Regions from separate parts of the Homo sapiens genome. Here region 1 is linked to region 2. Evidence: read pairs that join two places in POLR2A ChIA-PET (ENCODE). Cell type or tissue: HepG2. All regions are shown on one strand. Each heading gives the region's core, and the rest is flanking DNA. Links, peaks and the distances in the headings are about the cores only. Region 1 overlaps VPS37C (VPS37C subunit of ESCRT-I). Region 2 overlaps CD6 (CD6 molecule).

What was found. Peaks named below come from ENCODE experiments on the same cell type or tissue, not always from the same donor. Only the 100,000 strongest peaks of a DNase experiment are listed, where the experiment ranks them.
Region 1: POLR2A ChIA-PET joins it to region 2 with 6 read pairs; 5 of 35 experiments call an interaction of 5 or more read pairs at or near these places.

Annotation. Positions count from the first base shown.
Region 1 is chr11:61,147,396-61,151,781 of GRCh38, reverse strand. The region is part of intron 1 of VPS37C (VPS37C subunit of ESCRT-I); the gene reads left to right. Among named protein-coding and RNA genes, the nearest start is that of VPS37C, 12 kb to the left of the region's middle. In HepG2, for the core only: no CTCF peak of the experiment used is centred there; a DNase peak (open chromatin) is centred at 1,971; H3K4me3 peaks cover 533 bases.
Region 2 is chr11:60,988,361-60,992,746 of GRCh38, reverse strand. The region is part of intron 1 of CD6 (CD6 molecule); the gene reads right to left. Among named protein-coding and RNA genes, the nearest start is that of CD6, 19 kb to the right of the region's middle. RefSeq lists an enhancer at 3,319-3,408. In HepG2, for the core only: no CTCF peak of the experiment used is centred there; no DNase peak of the experiment used is centred there; H3K27me3 peaks cover 2,474 bases.

The DNA of each region.
Region 1 (4,386 bases), core at 154-4,153, 160 kb before region 2:
GATTACATCCAGCCTTTGGAGTTATGTTCCTCTGTTGACTGATGCCAGCTCTGGAGGAATCTTAAATTCTCTGTCCTGCGTTGACACGGGAAGTGCTTGAGTTGCAGAAGTAAGAATGGGCTGAGTGTCTGCCCTCAGCCACAGTGATAGAAATCACGAGCGACTGTTTATTGATCCCTGCCTGAGAGCCAGACTTTAGACTTTCTAGGCATGAAACTCAATTCCTCCTTACAAAAGCTCCATCTTATAGAAGACACTGAGGCACAGAGATTTTAAATTACCCACCCAAGGTCTCCCCAGACAGTAAGCAAGAGTGCAGGGCTGTCTGCCTTACAGATTCAGAGCCTTTAATCCCTGGGTCTCCCCTGCAGAGCTGAGTTTCAAAGGAGGCACTGCTCCTGTGCTGCCGGGGCTCCTGGGCCGGTACATCTGTTTGGACTTTAGTCTGAGGGCTGGTGAAGGAGAGTAGTTACCACTTTAGTATTTGTTAGGACAGCATCATGCTGGGTTCTGAACAAGATAGAACAGATCCTACTCTTCAGGGGTCTAGTTGAAGATATCCGTACCGATGACCATTGATGAAGTTGGTCCCCAGAGCCAGGCCTGGTGTTCTGTGGATGTAGATAGACTTGATCGAGGCAGCCGAGCACAGTGAGGCGCGTGGGCCGTGAAGCTGGACGGGCTCTGTTGCAGTTCAGGCTCTGCGTTTCCTCCCTGGGAAACTGTGGGCAGGCACAGAACTTCAGTTTTCTCCTATTTAAAATGAGAAAAGCCTGAGGATGGACAGCAGCTTAGGAGCGGTGAGGATTACCTTAGTTGCTGTGTACGGAACACCCGGGCCAGCCTCTGGACTGTGAGCAGCCTCTAAACCTCAGACGCAGGGCCTGTCACAGTTCCTGACACTGATGGAACAGTGAGGCTCTGGAGGGCAACTGGGCAGGAGGCGGTAAGGCCTGGTTTGATGACTCCCCACACTCTACGCTGCTGGCAAGACATCACAGCTGAAAGGGAGTGGAGGAGGGGACCAGGGGAGGGGCTGGTGAGGGTTGGGAGCAGCGGGGTAGGGGGTTAGGGCGGTGGTCTCAGGGGCCAACTCTAGGTCAAGGGGGAAACTGAGCTGTGAGAACAGGGCTCCCCCCGACCTGTTTGCCCAGAGCATATGTGTTGTGAAGTGTTCTGTGCAGTAGGGTTTGGATTAAATGTTCTGTTTGGAAAAAAAAAAAACAAAACTCCTTTGAAAAAGGTTGAAAGTGACAGGATTAGGCCAAACTGGGCAAATGGGCAGAGGAGGGAGGTGTCTTGTCCAGACTGGTTAGGCTACTTGACCCCTCCCGCCGCCACCCATTGACAGGTGGGGGCGGTGAGGGGAGGAGGGGGGCAAGACAGCCAGCCTTAGGGAAGCAGCATGATAGGACACATTCATCCGGGGAGCCTGGTGGGATGGTTGTGAGAAAGAGACCCTGGAGATGGGAAGACTAGTTTGCAGCCTGCATAGGGCAGGGATGGGTGTGTGTGAGAGCCTTTGGAACACTGACTAGCTAAAACTTGGTGATTGGACATCAGGGGTGGGGGGGACCCACATGTCTGAGCTGACCTGGAAGTCAGGGCCAGGAGCTGAAGTCACTGATAGAAACGGAAGCTGGGGGGAAAGTCTGGTTGAAGAGTGAGAGGAGTGGAGATCTAGGAATGCTGGAATGCAGGTGTGTGTGGAGGTTCAGCAGGTTCGGGAGGAGTCCCTTTAGGGGACGGACTGGGTCAGCAAAGCCAAGCCAGCGACCTAGGGGGCAGGGTGTGAGTGCTGGGCTCTGCAGCCTGCCGCGTGCTGATAGAGCCTCCCAGCCGGCTGAGTGGCTTAATTTCCTGAAGTCTTCTGCCACTCTGGGTGCCTCCCACCATTTGGCACAGTGAATGGGCTTATTATTCTTGAGTCTTCTCACTTGACGGCCCTGCCTCTGGACAAAGGGGGGTCAGATGGAGTTTTTCAGTGGATTGAGGAGCATTCAGTTGTTATGTAAATATTTATGTAAAGATGACAGTTTCCTTCATGAAGCAATTTCCCTATGAGAGATTGTACATTCCCCCTATGTATGCTTATGTTTGAGGACTCTTGTCTAGATTGGTTTGGAGCTTGTTTGGAGCCACATCCTTTGCTTCCGTCCAGGATCAGCTCTTTCAGAGTCCTCTGGTTCTAGACCTAGCTGGCCGCCTGGCACAGTTGACAGGCAGCATTTCCTAACAATAAGTTGTGAGGGAGTGGGAATTAATACTGCCTGGTGCCAGACCTGCTGCTTGGTGGTCTTGTTTAATTCTCATTTAATCCTTACAACCCCATGATGTTGGTAGTATTAGCCCCATTTTACAAATGAGAAACAGAGAAAGGCTGAATAATGTGCCCATGGTGATATAGCTAGTGAAAGGTCAGGATGGGATTGAAATCTAGGAGTTTTTATCTCCAAAGCCTCTTCACTTAGTCTTTTTTGTTTGTTTGTTTACTTTGAGATGGAGTCTCGCTCTGTCGCCGAGGCTGGGATGCAGTGGCGCGATCTCGGCTCACTGCAAGCTCCGTCTCCTGGGTTCACGCCATTCTCCTGCCTCAGCCTCCTGAGTAGCTGGGACTACAGGCGTGTGCCACCACGCCCAGCTAACTTTTTTGTATTTTTAGTAGATAAATATGGGGTTTCACCATGTTAGCTAGGATGGTCTTGATCTCCTGACCTCGTGGTCCGCCCGCCTTGGCCTCCCAAAGTGCTGGGATTACAGGCGTGAGCCACCGCGCCTGGCCCCTCTTCACGTAGTCTTAACTATTTATCCCTGGTGGGTGGGAGGAATCTCCAACCCCAACCCAGCCCCAACCCCAGCAATTCCTTAGAAAGGATGAAAGCCATCTGGGGGCAGTGGCACAGGCCTGGACTCCCAGCTACTTGGGAAGTGAGGTGGATTGCTTGAGCCCAAGAGTTTGAGGCTGTGAAGTGAGCTACTTTTGCGTCCCTGCACTCTAGCCTGGGCAACAGAGTGACAGAGCGAGTCCTTCATCTCTTAAAAGAAAAAAAAGAAAACTAAAAACGCAAAAAAATGAAAACTAAAAACGCCTTCCTCTCCATGGTTTACACTGTAACTTTTCCACTTGTGGGGAAAGTCAGTTCAGTGCTGCTTTGGATCAGGTGAGAAGAACTTGATGATTTGATTTTTTTTTTTTTTTTTTTAACCTCCTGTGGGAAGTCAGGAAACAAAAGAGTCTGGTACTTGGACGCACAGCTGGAATCATTCCGGGAAAAGAAAACCAGATTAGGCCTGCAAATATTTCCTCATTCAGCAGCATGATTAGGAAGGTTTCTAAGGCAACAGCAGGTGTTTCTGACATACGGGGTAAGATGGGGCCAGTTCCTTTTTAACATGTGCAGGTTGGACTTTGCAAGTTGCCCTGGTAACAGCTTCTTCTGGTACCATAGGTGGATGTGGGGAATTTGTAAGAAACCAAGGGACGTCACAGCTCTTCTTGCAGTGTGATTTCGGGCTAGAGGTCACTGGCAAGTAAGTGTTGTCTGGTAAGGCGAGGGGAGTGCTGGGAGCCGTGCTTCAGCTCCCAGGTGCTGGAGCTGGTGGAGGCTGGAATCCTCCTGCACGATCTCAGCAGCCATTTCACTTGACACAAGATTGCAGCCCAGGGGTTGCAGGAGTAACGCCAGGAGGTGGAATAATTTATATTTGTTCAGTGCTCAGGAGTTTGCAAAGCTCTTTTTGGGCTGTTCGCTTATCTGAGCCACACAGCAACCCCTAAGGTGGGATTATCATCATGGTGCCCCATTAAGGAAACCAAGGTTAAAGGACTTGATTAAGGTCACACAGTTAAAGAGCTGTGGAGCCAAAGCACAAACTCAAGGCATCTGTTTTCAAATTCCATGTCTGCACAGGACAGAATTCTGTCCAGACACACAATCTGGGGGGAGAGTTGGCATGAACCACTTAGCGGCAAGGGGTGAGGGGCAGTGCAAGTTGTCTCTAGGGCTGGCATGCCACACTCTCATCTCAGTGCCCTCACTGTCTAGAAAATGCTGCATTTTGCAGTCCAGCTTTTTTTTTTTTGTTGAAGGTTATCCTTGGAAAGGATCTCTGATCAGTGGAAACGATTTGTTTTTGAGCTGATTAGCTTGTTGAGGAAAACCATCATTGCATGACTTTTTTTTTCCCCGATAAAAACAGATCTGGAAGGCTGCCCCAAGTTTGAACCCTCCCCAGAGTTCCCCTTCCACCCCGGTCTGCTAGGAAGTTCTGTGGCCTCCTTGCTGGGGACGTGGCGCTGCCTTTGGCGTAAATCCACTGGCCCTGTGCTATCTTTTACCAGATCGTGTACCCTGTGCTCAAGACCTGTGGGATCGATTTAGTCAA
Region 2 (4,386 bases), core at 170-4,169:
TAGTGATTCTCCTGCCTCAGTCTCCCTAATAGCTGGGATTACAGGTGCACGCCACCATGCTCGGCTAATTTTTGTATTTTTAGTAGAGACCGGGTTTCACCATGTTGGCCAGGCTGGTCTTGAACTCCTGACCTCAGGTAGTCTGCTCACCTTGGCCTCCCAAAGTGCTGGGATTACAGGTGTGAGCCACAGCGCCCGGCCCTCAGGTCCCTCTTTTAGAATTCCCATTCAGTAGGTCTTGGTTGGGAAAAAACCATCTACCACATCATAGGCATCAGAAAGAACACTGGATTGAAATTAAACATGCCTGGGTTAGAAACCCAGCTTCCTCCTTACTATAGTGTGACCCTGGGCGAATCTCTTCACATGCCCCCCTTGCCTCCCTCACCTCATAGTTATATATAAAAAAAAAAAGCCTCACAAGCTGGGCACAGTGGTTCACACTTGTAATCCCAGCACTTTCAGTGGCTGAGGCAGGAGGATTGCTTGAGGCCAGGAGTTTGAGAACAGCCTGGGCAACACAGTGAGACCCTATCTCTACAAAATAAATTTAAAAATAAAAAAATGAGGCTGGGTGCTGTGGCTCACGCTGTAATCCCAGCACTTTGGGAGGCCAAGGTGGGTGGATTGCTTGAGCGCAGGAATTTGAGACCAGCTTAAGCAACAAGGCAAAACCTTGTCTCTACCAAAATTCAAAAAATTAGCTGGACATGGTGGTGTGCACCTGTGGTCCCAGCTAGTCGAGAGGCTGAGGTTGGATCACTTGGGCCGAGGAGTTTGAGGCTGCAGTGAGCCAAGATGGTGCCACTGCACTCCAGCCTGGGCAACAGAGTGAGATCCTTTGTCTCTCTCTCTATAGATATATATACATATATATATACATATATATAGATATATATGAATAAATAAATAAGTAAATTAGCTGGACACATGCTTGTAATTCTAGCTACTGAGGAGGCTGAGGCAGGAGGATCACTTGAGCCCAGGAGTTCGAGGTTGCAGTAAGCTATGATCATCACTGCACTCCAGCCTGGGCAACAGGGTGAGATTCCACCTCTAAAATGAAAACGAAACAAAAACCTCACAGGGCTAAGGAAAGATTACCATAAAAACCCCCAATACCTGGCCCATGGCAAATGCCCAAGATCTTGTGGAATCAATGACTATACCTGCAAATACGTGAAAGATGAATATGTGTGCATATATGTATCGTAGATGGAAAAAACAGATGAAAAACAACATATTCAGGATGATCATAGCCTTATGGATATTGTGCAGAGAAAAATGGCTGATGAGGCCAAACGCGGGGCTCACGCCTGTAATCACAGCACTTTGGGAGGCTGAGGCGGGTGTATCACCTGAGGTTGGGAGTTCAAGATCAGCCTGACCAACATGGAGAAGCCCTGTCTCTACTAAAAATACAAAACAATTAGCCAGGCATGGTGGCGCATGCCTGCAATCCTAGCTACTCGAGAGGCTGAGGCAGGAGAATCGCTTGAACCCAGGAGGTGGAGGTTGCGGTGAGCCGAGATTTAGCCATTGCACTCCAGCCTGGACAACAAGAGTGAAACTCCGTCTCAAAAAAAAAAAAAAAAAAGAAAGAAAAAGAAAAGAAAAGAAAGAAAGAAAGAAAAGGAAATGGCTGATGATACCTCATAGATTTCAAGAGGCTCATACCTTGATCTGAAAGCTATACCCTTTTGTATAAATTATAGAAAAAATTGTTCACATGCAGATGTGTGCAGGGATACTTTCTGCGGAACTGTTTGTAACAGAAGAAAATTAGAAGTACTCTAACCATCCATCAGCTGGAAATAAACAGACTGTATTGTATCATAGGCTGGATTATTCCATTGCAGGAATGAACTAGATGCATATCTATCCACTTGGTTAGATTTTGAAAACAAGGAGAAAAGTATAATAAGTTTCAGAACAATATGTCCAGTAGGGTACAATTTATATAAAATATAGTACATGTCTCAATACCATCCATTGTGTATGGAGACACTTTTTGTGTAATAGGAGTATAAAAATGTGGGAGAAAAGGGTACACACACCACACTTTGGAGTGTGTGTTCTAGGGAGGAAAGGATAAGAATTATTTCAACAGTATCTGTATGGTTTTCTTTCTTATTAATATAGATCTGAGCAAATACGGCAAAAGTGTAAACATTTTCTAAGTCTGGGTGGTGAGGACGCATTGGGTTCATTAAAACATTCTCAGGCCAGGCGCGGTGGCTCACGCCTGTAATCCCAGCACTTTGGAAGGCCGAGGCAAGTGGATCACTTGAGATCAGGAGTTCAAGACCAGTGTGACCAACATGGTGAAACCCCATCTCTACTGAAATACAAAAATTAGCCGGGTGTGGTGGTGTGTGCCTGTAGTCCCAGCTACTTGGGAGGCTGAGACAGGAGAATCACTTGAACCCAGGAGGCAAAGGTTGCAGTGAGCCGAGATTGCACCACTGCACTCCAGCCTGGGTGACAGTGCGAGACACCATCTCAAAAGCAAATAAACAAATAAACAAATGTCATTCTCAATGCATTTCTGTATGTTTGCAATATTCCTCTCTAACGAAATGTCTGGAAGATTCTACAAGAGGCTAGTAACAACAGTTATCTTTGAAGGTAGCTATTGATAAATTTTTAAATTTTTCTGTTTTTGTATTTTCTAAATTCTGTACTATTTTTACTAAATAAAATTTTAGTAAAATAAAATAAAACAAAATAAAAACAAAAAAATTTTAAAATAAAAGCATATATGAAAAACCTTTGTAAATTGTCCGAGTCATATCAATGCACCCTGCCAACGATTTTTCTGCCCTTCTCTGGGTAAGAAAGCCATGGGTTTTTATAGTTTTAAATTCTTGAATCTCCTTAACAATGCTCAGAAGTAAGCACTGTTATTATCACTATCGTGCAGGCGGGGAAATGTAGGATTCAAGAGACAAGGAACTTTCTGGGACAATAGAGCCCCTAAGAGGCAGAGCAGGGATTTGAACCCAGAAAGAGGGTTTCCTGGGCTCTGATAAACACCTCAGGGTGTGCTGTGAATGCTCAACAAATTCTAGTTACTCTTATTATTAATGGAAGTCCCTAGAACTCACTTCACCTCCCGCAGCATTTCTTGAGCCATGCTGCGCTCTGCCGTGGAAAGTAAAGGTAATAGAGCCCGTGGTCCAGCCTGGAGGCCAGATGTTAAGAGCTGACTCGAATGTTGTCTCTCTGAGGTAGGTGCAGAGGCAGGAGACATGCTTGAGGAACCTGGAGGAGGGACAGGGCTGCTCTGCAAGTGGTGGGGCTGGTGAGTGAGTCCAGGAAGGTATTGCCGGGGAGGTGCCCTTTGGGCCAGGACTTCAAAGTCAAGGAGCATTTCGCTGAGGCAAGGGAAGCAGATCCACATTTCCCGAGGACTTCCTCTGTGCCGAGTGCTTCCTCTGTGCTGAGTGCTTTACAGACGTTGCCTCATGGCTACCTTGTGAGGAGACACTATTATGAAACCCATTTTACAAAGAGGCTCAGGGAAATTAAGTTCCTAGCCCACGGTCACATAGCCTGGCATTGATAGAGCCAGAATTCAAATCCAAATTTGAATTTGTTCCCCAGATTCACTCTTTCTACTCTTCAGGCGCCCTCAACAAGTAGCAAGAGTTAAGAAGGCATTCTAGGGAGAGGGCACAGCTCGAGCAAACACCTGGAGGTGGGACAGAAGCTGGTGGGCCAGGCTAGACACTCAAGGTATTAAATTCAAGAATAGAATTCCCCAGAGCAAGACCCTCTGTGCAAAGGCTGGGCTAGGTTTCTGCAGGCTGGAGGAGGGGAGTGAGGAGGGGAGTGAAGGCTGAAACTGCTGAGCTCTCAGCGATTTTCCAGGGGGCCTGCCCCCACCCACTGGCTCTCAGGAGGGGCCCTGGTTCTAGGTCTCCCAGAGCTGCAGCAGAAGCAGTTTTAGCTTGTGTGTGGGCAAGGGGTGAAAATCCTCCCCGCTCCAAGGGGTGATGCTGAGACCTTTCCAGGGTGGCCTAAAGCCCCCTAAGAGAAGGCCCCCTTGAGATCAGACATCCAGAAGCCATCAGACATCATCAGCATCCATCCTTGGAAGGAAACACAGCCTCTCCAGAGCAGGTGGGAGTGTAGGCTGGGCTGGGACCAGAAAGTCTCCTTGGGGTGTCAGGGACCGGCCCTGGCAGCTACGCTCACCAGACACATGTCCTGTGCCCATCCATGTCCTAACAACAGCCCCCTCCTCACCTACCACTCACCTCCTCTCTTTAAATAAATCCAGATTCAAAGAGAACCTGGGGGAGGCACCAGGGATGTTCAGACTAATGCTTTGTGGCCACCTTGCGTCCTTAACAGCTGGGGGCTGACAGCGGCCAATGGCCA